Regions from separate parts of the Homo sapiens genome. Here all the other regions are linked to region 3. A link is a loop called in an ENCODE intact Hi-C map of the cell type or tissue named here. Cell type or tissue: PC-3. All regions are shown on one strand.

Region 1 (5,000 bases), 64 kb before region 3:
GAGTACTACAAGCATCATTCTCTCAAGGAAGGGTTCAGAACCTTAGATACAACTCTGCAGTTTCCATACAAGGAGCCAGAACATTCAGCTGGACAGAGGGGTAATAGAGCAGGCAACAGCTGTAAGTATTGTAATTGAGAATACAATTTGCTGTCACTTAAAAATTAGGGGCACAATAACATTAAACATCTTCCTTCCAAATTTTAAAATATAACCAATGGATGCGCTAATGCATGAGCAAGGACTTCTTTTCTGGAGTTAAGCAGAGTCAGATGGACCAACAGGCTTGTGAACATGTCTAATTATAGATCTTTATGGCAAATTAAAAATTATGTTTATGTCCAAAAATCCAGCAGAAACGTAAAAGATATGCTAATATTTACATTTCATACTTTTCATTGACTTTTATATTAACTAAACTCTTTTTAACTTACATGTAATGTGTGAGGTCATAATTCTGTTTGAGTAATAGTATTTAAGCAGGGCTGGTACACAGCTCTCCAGTTAGCCTAGTATCTCAAATCTGCTTATGGTCTATTTCAATGACTACTTTAAGAATTTTGACATTACTAATGTGTTTTTTTGGATGCTAGTATTTCTAAAACCATACATTGGCCACTTTCTTTCAGAATGAGCTGTGTGCTACAACTAATCACAAAAGATTAGCATGCAAACAAAAGCATGTTATGGTTGGACTGTGAGTCTAAGTCGAAAACCTTTTCTCTCATCGTTTAATGTTACATAATCTTCCTGGAGATAGAGCATGTAACAAAAAAATTGAAAAATGTCATCAAGAAGGTGTGATTTTATTTTCTTAATCTGATATCACTTTATTTTTTTTAAATAAGTGTTTTGGGGAAGAAGTGAATACAATTTCATTACTCTTAGAATCTTTAGCCTAAGCAACACTGGGATATCTAGAGGTATTTGAAAACAGAATTTGCGTCGGTTTAATATAACTTTATATTTTTCCTTGAAAGCAGAAACTGAAAGGGGAACAGGTAATGCTCTGGGTTTCAACAACATCAGTGAAGTTTTATACATTTCAATTCAAGTAAACAAACAATCTGTCACATCAACTGACATATTTTTTATTTAAGTAACTTAATATATGTTTTCCTCACAGTGATCAATGATGTATGCCTAAGCTCGTGCAATGAAAGTAGAGCGAACTTTATGTTAAAACTTTAAACACCTATTAGATTTTATGGTGTTATTTTTTAGCCCAAGATTACCTGATTATTTTAGATTCTCAAATAGGCATAATTTTTGCTCATTCAAAAATGGAAGTTTTCTCCAAAAAAACAATTTTCCTACCAATATCTTAAAACTCTGTTGAAGCTATGACATTTCCCCCAGCATGAAACATGTAATTTTCGAAGCTCTGTTTCTTTGCCTTCCCAGCAGCAAGAGATAATAAAAGTTGCCAGGGAGGTCAGTTAGATGAAAAATCCTGTTTGAGTTGTTCACTTAGCTCTAGAGAGCCTAGGAGGGAGAAGTGGGGCAGACAGGGAGAACAGATGTCCCATATTAGGTAGGAAGGTCACTAACCCTCATATTTCACTCTGTGGTTCACTCCCAGCCAATTCCTTAGTGTTTAGTACATGGAGGTACTCAGAGAATGTAGCCCGGCAATGAATGAAGTTGTCTAACTTAAAATTATGTCTCATGTTTAATGAAGTATTTAATGCTCAACTTGTTTGACAACTAAGAAGGGAATTACAGGACTTTTTCTTAAAAAAAAGCATAGCCAGTAGAATGTCTTTGAATATCCATGCTAGCCCCAGATAAATTTTTCAGCAAATAAACTCATGAGTTCAAACTTCCCTATCCAGTCTTTTTAAGAGATTCTGACAACTTGAATCAAGCCACTAAAACTTTTTTTTTGTAATTGTGAAGGGAAAGCAAACAATTCATTGAAAATTTTATATTTGTTATCGTTTGGTTTTGTTCATCAATTATTCATTCATTCGTTAAACAGATATATATTAAACACCTAACACATACAAGGCACTGTTCTGGTTCTGGGATATAGCAATTAAGAAGACAAAGTTCCTGCCTTTATGGAGTTTACATTTCAATGGGGAAACTCAGGCAAGTCTGGTTTGGAGGAGTTTCATATTTTTATATAGAGTGGTCAGGTAAGATCTCCCTCGTAAAGCAACTCAAAAGGAGAGAAGGGGTGTAGGTTGGTAATGATTGCACAGTGGTTAACACTCCAAGATTAGTCATTCGTTACTGCAAAGAAGGATTACAATCTTAGATCAAATTTGTGATACCATTCCAGTGTTTTATTTACTTTATACTAACTTTGTATAAAGTTAGAGGAAGACTAAGATGGTTCTGAGGACTAAATGAGGTGTTCTATATAAAGCACTTAGCATAGTGCTCTTACATGGTAAACAGTAAAAGTTACTGCTGACTCTACAACTTCTACTTCCTCTACTACTGCTGCTACTTCTAACTCTTATTCTAACACAGTACTTTCCTATATTTCTAAGGCTTGAATACATTTACTAATTATGACTCATAGCAATGTACATCTTTGCCTTTATGATTTTTTAAATATAACTTGCTTATTTTTATACCAAGTCTTGATAAAAGCTCACCCTTAAAGAAAGACTGCTTCTATTTTTATGCATTTTATACATCCCAGGAAGTGGTAAGGAGGAAATGCTGCATGTTTGTATAGAAAGATTGTGCAAGATGTCTTCATATTGCTTACCTTTGGTTCATAGCTTTAGGTATGCTGCTATCATCTAAAAATAACATTTGCCAAGCATTATTACCTTGGGATACTGGGTTGGACAGAAATGGCATCTCCATTACTTCTAAAAGTCCTTGGAGGATACAGAGCAGGCAAGGTAAAGCTTGGAACCATTCTGTGTTCTGAGTAGAGGTTGAGAATAGAACTTCAACTCCTGAAACCTGCTGTTTATTATTGTTATTATTTTTAAATAATCTAGTCACCTTGGAAAAGAAAGCCCCAGGGCACTGTAGTGGCCACTTACTTTTGGGCTACTCTAGGTTAGAATGTTCGTAGAATGTTTACCAATTATTTTTTCAAGTATGTACAATGTGATAAGATTATGACAGGACTATCTTATGCAAATTCAAAGTAACATCTAAAAAGATATTGATTAGAATTAAGCAAGTGTCCAAAGTATTGGGCAAGGAGCATAACATTTTAAAGTTAGGGGCCCATTGTAGGCTGTCTCTCAGCCTCTCTCCCAGAGTGATGGGATTTTATCTTTGTCTTTGGAATGACTTAAGAGCATTTCTAAGGGAGAAGAAAAGAGAGAAAGAAAAAGAACAAAGAGAGAACTCAGGCATAGCAGGGAGCTCTTGGGCTTCCTCTAGAAACTTCAGTGACTCCATGAAAGATGTTCTATGGATCTTTGTAAAAATCCCATTATTTTCCAAAATGGTCATCTCAAACCTGCCTTAGATTGCTTTAGGTTTACCTGTAGGGCTTGTATATTTGAAGGGCATTAAATTGACTTTTGCATTTCTTGCTCTACAATGAACACATAATTATTTTGAGGTCTGCCAGAGTAGCTGTCTGACCTTAGGCGAGTCACTTAGCCTGTCTGGACCTTAGCTTTCTCATCTGATGAATGAGGAATGAAATTAGAGATTTTATAATGTTCTTTTAAAAATAGCATCTTAGGTTTTTTCCTTTGTTTGCATGAGAGAAGCAGGTAAGGTAATGTTAACAGATTGGTGCATTAGGAAAAGTTGTATGTTTAGCTATTTTGTGACCCATAAGCAGACCTTAAATATTTTGCCAAGTTTTTATTTGTAGAGAATTAGTTGGGCCACAGAGTAGAGTTGGGTAATTTTTTTAAATGGCTATCACTATATTTATATAATATCCAAGTATCTTCTGTAAGAACTTATTAATTACAAAAGGGTAATAGTAATAACCAAGTGATTGAAGTTAACATCCCTAATAATGGGACAAATAAATATCATGTACCTCCTAATATAATGCTCCAAGCAGGACAAACCAACACTTTGGTGGTATTATTGTCCCCAAAAAGCATAAGTGGAATCTAATCATGAGGAAACATCAGACAATCCCAAACTAAAAGACATTCTGCAAAATAATTGGTCTATACTCTAAAACCTTCAGTGTCATTAAAGAAAAAGTCTGAGGAACTGTTTCAGATTAAAGGAGACCAAGAGATGTGACAACTACATATAACATGTGGTCTTGGATTGAATCCTAGAACAGGGGTTGGGAAGATACATACACACACACACACACACACACGTATGTATATATATGTGTGTGTGTATAGTAACATATTTTGTATATGTTATAAAATATGTGTGTATATATGTTGCTATAAAAGATGTGATACAATTGGCAAATTTTGAATAAATTCTCTTGATTAAAAAATAGTACCGCATCAATGCAATTTTCTGCTTTTGATAATTGTACTGTGGTTATATAAGAGAAGAGAATACCTTTGTTTTTCAGGAACGTGTGCTGAGTATTTAGCAATAAGGGGCATTATGTCTGCAATTTATTCTCAAGTGGCTCAGGAAAAATACATAGATTGATAAAGCAAACATCATAAAATGTTAACATTTGGGGAGTCTGAATGAAAAATATGTGGGAATTCCTTTTGCTCTCCTTGCTACTTTAAGTCTGAAATATTTCAGAATAGAAGTTTTCAGTTGTGGAGATGATCCCATTTGCTGGCTATATCTGAAGAATTGGGAGGTAGTGACAGTGTCCTTCTTTTGCCTGCTTCAGACATAGAAGCGTCTGGTCCATTGATTTCAGGACGTGTGGAACACTAGCATGTACTGAACAGATCATATTTGAAGCCATCCGTTCCTTACCTGTGACCTCATTGGATTTGCTTCATTCATTCATTCATTCATTTATTCATTCATTCATTCATTCATCCCTTTATCCTGAAAATATTTTCAGTACTTAGTATGTGCTAGGCCTTGTGCTAGATACTTGAATTATAATAGTGAATAAG
Region 2 (5,000 bases), 250 kb after region 3:
CAATAACAAAACAAGGAGGAAAAGAAAAAACTGTACAAAAAAGTATAGAGATTAATATGAGGTAGATATGAGCCAAAAAATAATGTGACATTATTTTAAGCAATTTGAGGTCATTTTAAATAATCTACTTAATTTTGGTGCTGGAAATACTCTCTGAGTGACTGAAGGGTCAAGACCATAGTTCTATAGAGAAGGAAATGTAATCCTATTACTCATTTCATCCATGACCAACATCAATGTAGTCATAGTAACCCCAGTCTACTTGAATTTTAACTTTTAGAATCAACCTATGGATCAAACATGAAACCCTGGTTATGGTTATAGCACAAAATGTAACTATTAAGAATCCTAACAACATAAAAATAAGAATAACTGAGATGATCAGTGGAATGGGAGAAGGGAAAGTAGAAGAAAGTTTAGGGTCATTAAAATTCTCATGTTGAGAATTTAAGTGCTCACTGATGTTGATGGAACAAGACATCAAGAAAATCTTTTTTTTAAGTTACGAAAATAATCAACAGAAGACAAATTAATACAACAATCATCAAACAATGAAAAAAGGAGATAAACTGGTGAAAATAATGCTGCACCCATTATTAGATCCTCATATTTCATAGTGGGGAATCAGTACATATTGTCTAAAACTTCCTCATTGAAAGAGAGGTTATGGAGATAAATTCACCATAAGAACAAAAACAGAAAAGCCTAAAAGAGACTGCCTCTAGGCAGTGAAATTCAATGAATAAAAGACCTTCAATTCCTGGGTTTTCTTATCATAAGCACTTAGTCTGATTTTTAAAAAGTAATAAACACAAAATAAAAGCCTCTGTTTTGGATCTACTACATGCTTATGAATACTAAAGGAATAAAAGAATCATCTATTTCCCTGAAGTCTTTTCTATTTAATACGTGAGACAAGATCTTAAGGAAAAGACAACATGTAAGAGAGTACCTAGTAGAGTGTAGAGTATACTTATATAGGTGCTAAAGGAATGCAAATACTTAATGACAATACTTCATATTACTTTTGTAGTCTCTAAGAGATAATTGAGAGAATAGTTCTTTAGGAAATACTTCTTGGAAAAGAGTAGTCCTTCCCAATTCAAGGTATCTTCAAGGAAGTAATGGATTACTATGGGTGGGGAGGAAATGCAAAGGCCTTTTTCAACAAGATGAAGCCCATGAGAAAATATCCAGAGAGAAGTAGTGAGCTCATGGACAAATGCAGGGGCTGGGAACTAGAGTGGGATTGAGCAGGGAAACCAATCACGTGTTTTTAATAGCACTGCCTTCTATAAGTTATGCCATATATTATCTTGAATCATTTCTTTCTGGCATGAAAAATGTTATATGAAATAACGATTGGGTTTTATTTATTTATTAGAGTTAAGGTTGCTTCTAAGAAAGACTGGTTTATTTATAGGAATGCAAATTTTTAAAGCCTTTTGGAATTTAGAAAAGGCTTGTCATTTAAAACTCCTATAAATTAGATATGCTCTATTCTATACAACAGACTTACATGTTCTTTCTCACAAGATATGCAGCATCAACAATTTGTCAAATGTGATTCTTCTGAGGAAGCCATTCGAATTTAAACTGTAAGATCCAAAAAACTATGACCTTAGTAGAACATCTACTCATTAGAAACTTCCAAGCCAAAAAGATACCTTTGATTTTTCTTTGAAACATATTTGTGCCCACAGTTTCCTGTAGTGTTTTAATTTTGTTCACTTAAGTATTTTATTTTTCTCTATCATGTCAGAATTAGCTAACAATTGAAGCTTACCTAGGATTCTAAATAATTTCAAATGGTTTTAAGGTTTCCATGCACTTTCTATAGTTTCATTATTTAAAGAGAGCTTTTTGTATTTAAAATATGTTTAGATGCAAGACTGTAGAGGGAATAAAGGACATTCCCTACTGCCTCAAGGGTTTCAAGCCACTGTGGTCACCATGAAAATGTGGGCTCTGAAATCTAACTGCAAGGATTGTAACTGACCAAGGGCCCTGGCTTCTGGGCTCTGAAATCCATCTCTGAGTTTGACTAGGAAGTCCATACTGCTAAGGGTTGCTCCCAGCGAACAACTGAGTTCAGCAAGGATATTAACGCAGCCACTTCCTGAGAGATACAAAGCTCCCTCTGGTGGGCGATCTTTGGAAGATTCCCGATTGGCTGTTTGAAACATTCTTAAAACTGCACCACAGTGTAACACTTTTTCATATCTAACCTTCATTCCTTCCCTCTCTCCTTCACAAGGATTAAACCTGCATGGTGATCTGACAAATTTCCCAGCCTCCCCCAGCTTCCTCTTCTTTTTTCCTCACAGCAGTTCTCCCCAATAAATCTCTTTCATATCTAATCCTGTTACAGTAGCTGTTTCTTGGAGGACCTCTATTCACCATCAAAGATAAAATTTTAAGAATGACTGTTTATCCCATCTCTTCAATAAGACAAAAAAAAAAAAGAAGAAAATTTAAATGGCCTGGAAGGAGGCCAGGGAATACTAGGCATGAATATCATTGTTAATAATCTTATTGTACACATTAGTTTATTCATCGAACAATTAGTGACGACTTACTGTGTGTCAGGTAGAGTACTAGGTGCTTAAGATACAGAGATTGAATATGACCTCGTCTTTGACCCCTATAATTTCACTGACTGGCAAGGAAGGCAATACTCCTTGAATAAACTCTAGCAGAAGTAGATACCCAGTGTTATGGGAACTTGCTTGAAGACACAATGGATTCTTCCACATGAGAAAGGCTGAAGGTGAAGATTCAGTGATGTGAGCCTTGAAATTCGAGTAGGCATTCTCCATGTTAAGAATGCAGGAAGAAAAGCTTCCAATCAGAAGGTATGGCATAAGCAAAGGCAGGAGGGGAGGCAAGTATGTGGGATATGTGAGCAGTGGTGAACAGCAGGTATGGTCAGAGCTGACAGTGACTTTTGGGAGCATGGTAGACCTGAAAAGTGAGACAATGTTGCTATGAAGAGATAATGATTGACTGCTAATACTGAAGTCTAGTAAATAAATGTCTGCATGTACTATTTTCCTCCTCACACAAAAAAGACTGTAATCAACAAGTATTTAATAGAGTCTCCTTAGTAAGGAATCAGATTCAGAACAGAAGCTGTAAGGCAAAAAGGTCTGATCCCTACCTGTGATGTACATAGGAAGCATCAAATATATATACTCAAGATATCAAAGAATAAAACAAAACTAGATAAAATTGATTTATAGCATATTTTGTCCAGAACATATTCAGGAGGCTAACACATTTAAGTTTAGCACCTTCTGCATTCCAGCTCTGTACTAAGTGTTGTGGCATTCTCAGGAAAATAAGAGAGAAGCCCTTCTTCTCTTTTACTAGAGCCCATTGGTTTTGGGTGGAATGATGAAGGTGTGATGGTTAATTTTATATGTCACCTTGAATGGGATGCAGAGTGCAGAGACATTTGCTCAAACATTAATCTGAGTGTGTCTGTGAGGGTATTTTTGTAAGATTACCATTTGAATTGGTAAACTGAGTAAAGCAGATTTCTCTCCCTAATGTGGGTGGGCTCCATCCAGTTAGTGAATAGAACATAAAGGCTGACCCTTCCTTGAGTAAAGAACTCATCCTGTCTGGCTGCCTTTAAGCTGGGACATGGGTTTTTTTCCCTGCCTTTGGACTCTAATTGAAACATCATTGTTTCTTGGATCTTGAGCCTGCTGGTCTTTGGACTGGAACTACACCATCAGCTCTCCTGGTTCTCAGCTCTTTGGACTCAGACTGGAGCTACACATTGCCTCTCCTGGGTCTACAGCTTGCCAACTGCAGATCTTGGGACTTGTCAGCCTCTGTAATTGTATGAGCCAATTCCTCATAATAAATCTCTATATTTATTTATTTATTTTTATTTATTTATTTTTTTTGAGACGGAGTCTCGCTGTCACCTAGGCTGGAGTGCAGTGGTGCGATCTTGGCTCACTACAACCTCCACCTCCCGGATTCACGCCATTCTCCTGCCTCAGCCTCCCGAGTAGCTGAGGTTATAGGCATCTGCCACCACGCCTGGCTAATTTTTGTATTTTTAGTAGAGACAGGGTTTCACCATATTGGCCAGGCTGGTGTTGAACTCCTGACCTCAGGTGATCCACCTGCCTTAGCCTCCCAAAGTGCTGGGATTACTGGTGTGAGCCACCATGCCCGGCCAATTAATCTCTTTATGTTATATTATACACACACGTACACATGCCCTGTTAGTTCTGTTTCCCTGGAGAAGCCTGACTAATGCAAAAGGGAAGCACAAAGATATGGTAAGAGCTACAAGAACAAAGATTTCTGGGTCCTCAGGGAACACAGAAAAGCATCTATTCCAGAATTGGAGAAAGTGGTGAAAGGGTGGTCAGGAGGCTTCCCAGACAAAAGTGTCTAAGCTGACACAGTGCTGCAACCATTATAGATAATCTAAAGCTAAACAATAAATGCTGATAAATAATTTTAACAGTATTCCAATGCCCGCATAGAATCAAATATAAATTCTTCAGCCAACACATCTAAAACCCTCTACAATCTGTCTGTAGTGGGAGCTAACTTGTCTCCAGTGCTTTCCTGCTCATTGCCCAGAGAAAATCCACAGGTAGCAGAATATGTTCGAGTCTCTCCAAAGCCTACATGGTTACACATTCTCTTCATCTGGACAACCTGTTCTCTCTCTGCTGTTCCCCAAATCCCTTATACTGGCTGGGTGACTTGGAGCAAGTTATTTAAGGCTTGTGTTTCAGTTTGGTCATTGGTAAAAGGAAGGGATGATAATAGTACCTAATTCATAGGATTGTAGTGAGGCATAAATGACCTAATTATTAACCAAAGGTCCTTAGCACATGTCAAGTACAATACAAGTGTTTCCAGTTGTTATTACTGCTCTTAGGCAGTTCAAACTCAAGTTCTACTGACTCCACCAAATCTTTTCAAATAGCAAATTCCTAGCGATTTCATTTCCCTGAAATCTGATG
Region 3 (5,000 bases):
CTGTATAATGCCCTTGATCTCTAAGAGAAACAGTGGCAAACCAATCAGATGGCAACCTCCTGCCAAGGACTCCATTAGCCCGCTCTGGTGGCTGCTTCTGAAGTGGCGGCTGCTGGCTCCACTCGCTCCCCTGTTCAGAGAGGACATATGGGCCAGGCAGTGATCAATGAGGGAACATCTGGCACAGGAGCAAATCAAACAGCACCGATGACTAATTTAGGAGTGTTGCCTTGCCATTGTTCTTTCTGTGGCCCCATGCAAAGGTCACCCAGTGTGGCAGGCTCAGAGAAGCTGCTGCTTCACCTTCAGCAGTCCCCAGGATCCAACTTGTTTGCCTTAAAAATGAATCGATAGCTTCTTCTTTGAGGGCTGAAACAGCAGCTCCCTATCACTGAATCCTGAATTCTCACGTGCATGGTCAGCCCCCTCCTTGCAAGCCCCTAGGCACCCCTGTTTCTTATTAGCCATTTATCATCTTGCCTCTGAAGTCTCTCTCTTAAAAAAAAAAAAAGAAAAAGAAAAGAAAAAAAAACACTCTACTGAATTCATGTTCTATTTCTGCAACTGAGATTTTTCTCCTTTGGGTTCAAATAAAAGAAATAGCAAATATTAAAGAGCATGAGAGAAAAAGGCACACATGCCTGGCCCATGAATAGACAAGATTGCCTGTAGTTCTGATTTTGGTGGTTTATATAATAGCTTCAAATGCTGGTGAAGACAGGTCTCAGCCTTGCCAGAAATGATCTCTAAATTAAACAGCCATTTTCTTTTAAATTACCTTTAATGGCACATTAGAACCACATAATTTTCAGCCTTGAAGGAGGATTTGGTAGGATATTGGGTGCTATTCGTTTCCTCTTTTTGGGTCAGGAGAGCGCATCAGACAGTTTATGTGTAAAAGTTCTCCATCGGAAATGATACACTTTTTCTTGAGAATTTATTCTCATGTATGAAAGGTGTGCTGTGGGATAAGCCATGTCTTCTGTGATTGACAGTTTGCGTCCTAGCTCACTGATAACACCCAGCTGGCTGTCATGGTGGCAAGGCCTCCTGCTTCTCCTTCTCATCTGGTATCACACACTCATGGGCCTGGGGATGCGCAGAGTCATGGGCTTGAAGGGGTGGTATCCTACTGCTGCCCAGTCACAATTACTCATCTCTCAGAAACACCTAGAAATAAACTGATCCTCTTCCTGGTGGACAGAACATGTTCTATTCCCCGTTCATTCAATTCCCAAGGGAAGTGAATGCTCAATTTCTCTGCTGTTTTATCCTGCAGTCATCCAGCTTCTAAGAGTGATTCTGGAGTCGTCTTGCTGGTTATCTCCATCGGATTTCTTCAGTACAACACTAGCCCCCTCCCACCCTTCATTAACATAGATTGGCATCCTTTATAAGACAAGCAGCCCAGGCAGCTGGGTGATCATTTGAGTGACAAGAGAAGTGGATTCTAGTCTAGCTTAGTCACAAACTCGCTATAGGCTCAGAGACAAGTTACAACCTCTCTGGGCTTCAGTAGCTACACCTTTTAAGGTACACGATGTTCTCTGGGGGAGGGATAGCATTAGGAGAAATACCTAATGTAAATGATGAGTTGATGGGTGCAGCAAACCAACACGGCACATGTATACCTATGTATCAAACCTGCACGTTGTACACATGTACCCTAGAACTTAAAGTATAATAATAATAAAAAGAACAGGTAAAAAAATAATAAAAAAAAGATACACGAATCTAGATCTTCTGATTTGGTAATAATCGAAGGGGGGTGGTGGGTAACAGATTCAGGGAAAAAGAGAAACGGGAAAACTATGCTTCGTCAACAAGGCAATAATGGTGAACCAATGTGTGTTTAGAGGCCCTATATGCTTGTGTTCAGAGTATTCCATTGTGTCTTTGCTATCCGAAGCTGCTCAGGGACATAGTCATGAATCAAGACTTCCAGTAAATGCCTCTGGAACGTGGAGGAATGAGAACCTGGCAGGAAGACAGTGCAGGGCATTGTCTGGAGCTCGTTCCTCTTGGTTGCGTGACTGCCCATTATGACTGTCTGATGATGGCAATGTGATCATTTGTCTAGCAATTACAAAGCATCTTCATTTTACTGCCTCTTTTAATGTTCCCAATAACCCTGTGAAGTAAATATTATTCTCCCTACTTTAGAGATGAAAACCCTGAGGTTTAGAAAGGTTAATGACTTGTTATATGATGCTCAGGTACTAAAGAGTAGAGTTGAGATACAAAGCTAAGACTTCTGATTTCACATATAATACAATTTCCATATTTTCAACAGTTGTCAGACTGTGCCCTCAAAGGTGTGGGTTTGGAGGATGTGTCTGGGGTGGTGGCGGGGGTGGGAGAGAAAAGCTAAACCAGTGGCGCTCAGACTCCCTGCTTCAATCAAAGCACCTTTATTGTTCTATTCTATATTTATATAATGCCACCCTAAATTTGGCTTTAAACAAAATGTTTCTAGTGCTAAAAAGTCAAGTTTATGAGACGCAAAATATACCATTGTGGTGTTGAAGATGAAACCTTTTTTCAGTCTCTTTACTCGGAGGATTCTGCGTTCTTTGTTCCAACAATCCCAGCTCGAAATCCTCTCTCTCTCTCTCTCTCAGAGGAGCTGACCACAGATGCTCTTACTTCTCTCAGTCCAGTGAGCCATATTCTGTTTTTTGTGGGCCTTTCACAGGAAAAGTGTTCTGTGGCCAAGGTAGTTGATAACAAGCCAGATGTTCAGCCCAGATAGAGACCCCATTCCTTTCCTTAGAAGAATTGACCCACATGTTCCAACTTGCCTCATAAATATAAAAAGAAAAGCCTAGCTTCCATTTTAATTAGATGAAATAATTACATGTCACACATCTCTTAAGCAGTTTTATACTCGCTCTGACTGTGATGCAGGGATTAGCATTCAAAGACGCTGCTTGCCCTGTGTACAGATGTTGGGTTTATAGACTGTCATGCTCCTTGTGGCCACAAGATGTCAGGCAAATATGGTCATGGGATATAGGTGCAGGAAGGTGCCTTGGCTCCTGAAAATACCATTGACGAGTTCATTAGCTGATTAAAATCCTTCCAATAAGCTTGTTGGAAGAACCTAGGGAAAGTCTATGAAATGTGTCATATTGTTATCCTGTTGATGGAGACGCTGAACACGACTAGGAGGTAATCAGATTAAGATCAACAAATATTGATTGTACATGCTTGCACGATTAAATCCTGAATAATTAAAGGCCACTGAGTTTCCTAGCTCTCATCTTAGTGTGTGTTTCCATAAGCAACATGTGCTGTGTTTCCAAAGTACCATGAATAGACATGGCTATAGGAAAGAAATGGGATCAGTCAGAGAATCAATCACTTTTAAAAGTTTCAGTTTGAAAATCTGATGAAATAAAGAAGTGGGTTTTAAGTTAACAGCTATTCTATAATCATGAGACATTTTATAAACCAAAATATATAAAATAAAGCCATACACTGAAACTTGTGCATACTTCTAATGTAGATTTGTTTACTCCATGATTTGAATGATTTGTTAATTAACAGCTGATCTGACACACCACCCCTCACTATTCTTTTAGTCTCTGGACCGACTTTCTATAGAAGCTTCCTTGGGGTCTGGCAGAAGGAAGCAGTAATGACAAGCAAAGGTTGAGCTCAATCGATCTGTGGTTATTGAGTTCCTACAGAGAGCTGGGTGCTGCTGAGGCTGCAGCAGACCTAGAGGGCATGGCTTATGCCTCACTGTTTCTTCCCTTTCATTTATCTCTTTCTTCTAATTTTCTGTGTTCTACTTCTTAACTCTTCAGATGCTTCTTACTGCTAAGCTAGGTGAGGGGATAAGCTTTTATTTATTTACCTTTGAAAACATGCTGATCTCCTACTATGTGCTAGACTTTGGCCTGGAGATTCAGAGACAAATTTTAAAATGGTGCTTACCTTGCTCATGGATCCGGCAAGCCAAAAATCGTATTACAGCAGTATGGCACTGGCAATGCAATCAAGTAAATGTCCTATGGAGCGCACAGGCAAAGGGGGATTCATTCCGCTTGGTCCTGAGGGCATTGTGGTACTTCACAACAATGTAAATTGGAACTCATCAAGTGAACAGGGATGGGGCAGCCTGAAGAATTAGAATATGTGAAGGCAAGTCTGTTCCAGTAAAAGCTAAGCTGCTGTGAGAAAGAGATCTGCAGTACAGTAACTTGAAAAGATAGATGTCCATTTTCCTCTCATATAATAGTCTAAAGGTAGGCAGTCTGGTGGGGCTGCCCTACTCCATGAGGTCATTCAGGGACCATGGTCCTTCCAACTTGTTGCTCCACCATCCTCTAGGCATTTTTCACACTGCTGGAGCATCAGCTGGCTTGCCATTTCCAGCCGTGTGAAGAATAGGGAGAAGTGGTCCAGGGTAAGTTACTTTATTATAGTAAGGAAGGCAGAAATTGCACACTTCTTTATATTTCATTGACTTTGACATGACCACATCTAGCCTCAAGGGGGGCAGGGAAATATGCTTGTAATAAGGTGGTTCTGTACCCATGAAAAAAACAGGAAAAACAAGTTACGGGGGCAACTAGCATCTCGCCACAGCAGAGGCACGTGGAAGGGAATAGTCTGTTGTGGAACTTGCACGCAGTGGAGTGTAGCTGGATCATGGCTCATGTGACTGGTAAGGTGGGGCCAGGATGTGGAGGAGTTTGAATGCTACATTGCTAAAAAAAATTTTAATGAAGCCAGCATGCTGAGCTTTGTGTTTGAGGGTAAGTCACTCTAGCACCTGAGGGTTGAGGAAGCGTTTGGAATGATTAGACTGAAGGCTGTTGTCGTTTTAGGTCCAGGTGAAAGAAGGTGAAGGCTTCTCTCAGGAAAGGAGAGCCAAGGGTAATGGGGAAAGTAGATTTAAGAGACATTTAAGCCAGAACTAGAACTTAAACTGGCTGGTAAGTTTCTACAGGTCACCTCAATTAAAAACTGTTAATGAACCACACTGACAG

What was found. Peaks named below come from ENCODE experiments on the same cell type or tissue, not always from the same donor. Only the 100,000 strongest peaks of a DNase experiment are listed, where the experiment ranks them.
Region 1: a loop joins it to region 3, with 5 times the contacts of the local background. A loop is called at or near these places in 5 of 110 quality-filtered maps.
Region 2: a loop joins it to region 3, with 5 times the contacts of the local background. A loop is called at or near these places in 29 of 110 quality-filtered maps.

The regions. Positions count from the first base shown.
Region 1 is chr1:107,591,333-107,596,332 of GRCh38, reverse strand. VAV3 (vav guanine nucleotide exchange factor 3) reads left to right here. Exons shown (of 27, transcript NM_006113.5): 25 at 1-121. Among named protein-coding and RNA genes, the nearest start is that of MIR7852, 300 kb to the left of the region's middle. In PC-3, no CTCF peak of the experiment used is centred here; DNase peaks (open chromatin) are centred at 1,592, 2,202 and 2,682; H3K4me3 peaks cover 1,623 bases; H3K27ac peaks cover 2,486 bases.
Region 2 is chr1:107,274,292-107,279,291 of GRCh38, reverse strand. All of the region lies in intron 2 of NTNG1 (netrin G1), which reads right to left. Among named protein-coding and RNA genes, the nearest start is that of NTNG1, 140 kb to the right of the region's middle. In PC-3, a CTCF peak has its summit at 2,137 (motif pointing left); no DNase peak of the experiment used is centred here.
Region 3 is chr1:107,527,724-107,532,723 of GRCh38, reverse strand. No RefSeq gene overlaps it. Among named protein-coding and RNA genes, the nearest start is that of MIR7852, 370 kb to the left of the region's middle. In PC-3, a CTCF peak has its summit at 2,981 (motif pointing right); DNase peaks (open chromatin) are centred at 1,973 and 2,973; H3K27ac peaks cover 1,237 bases.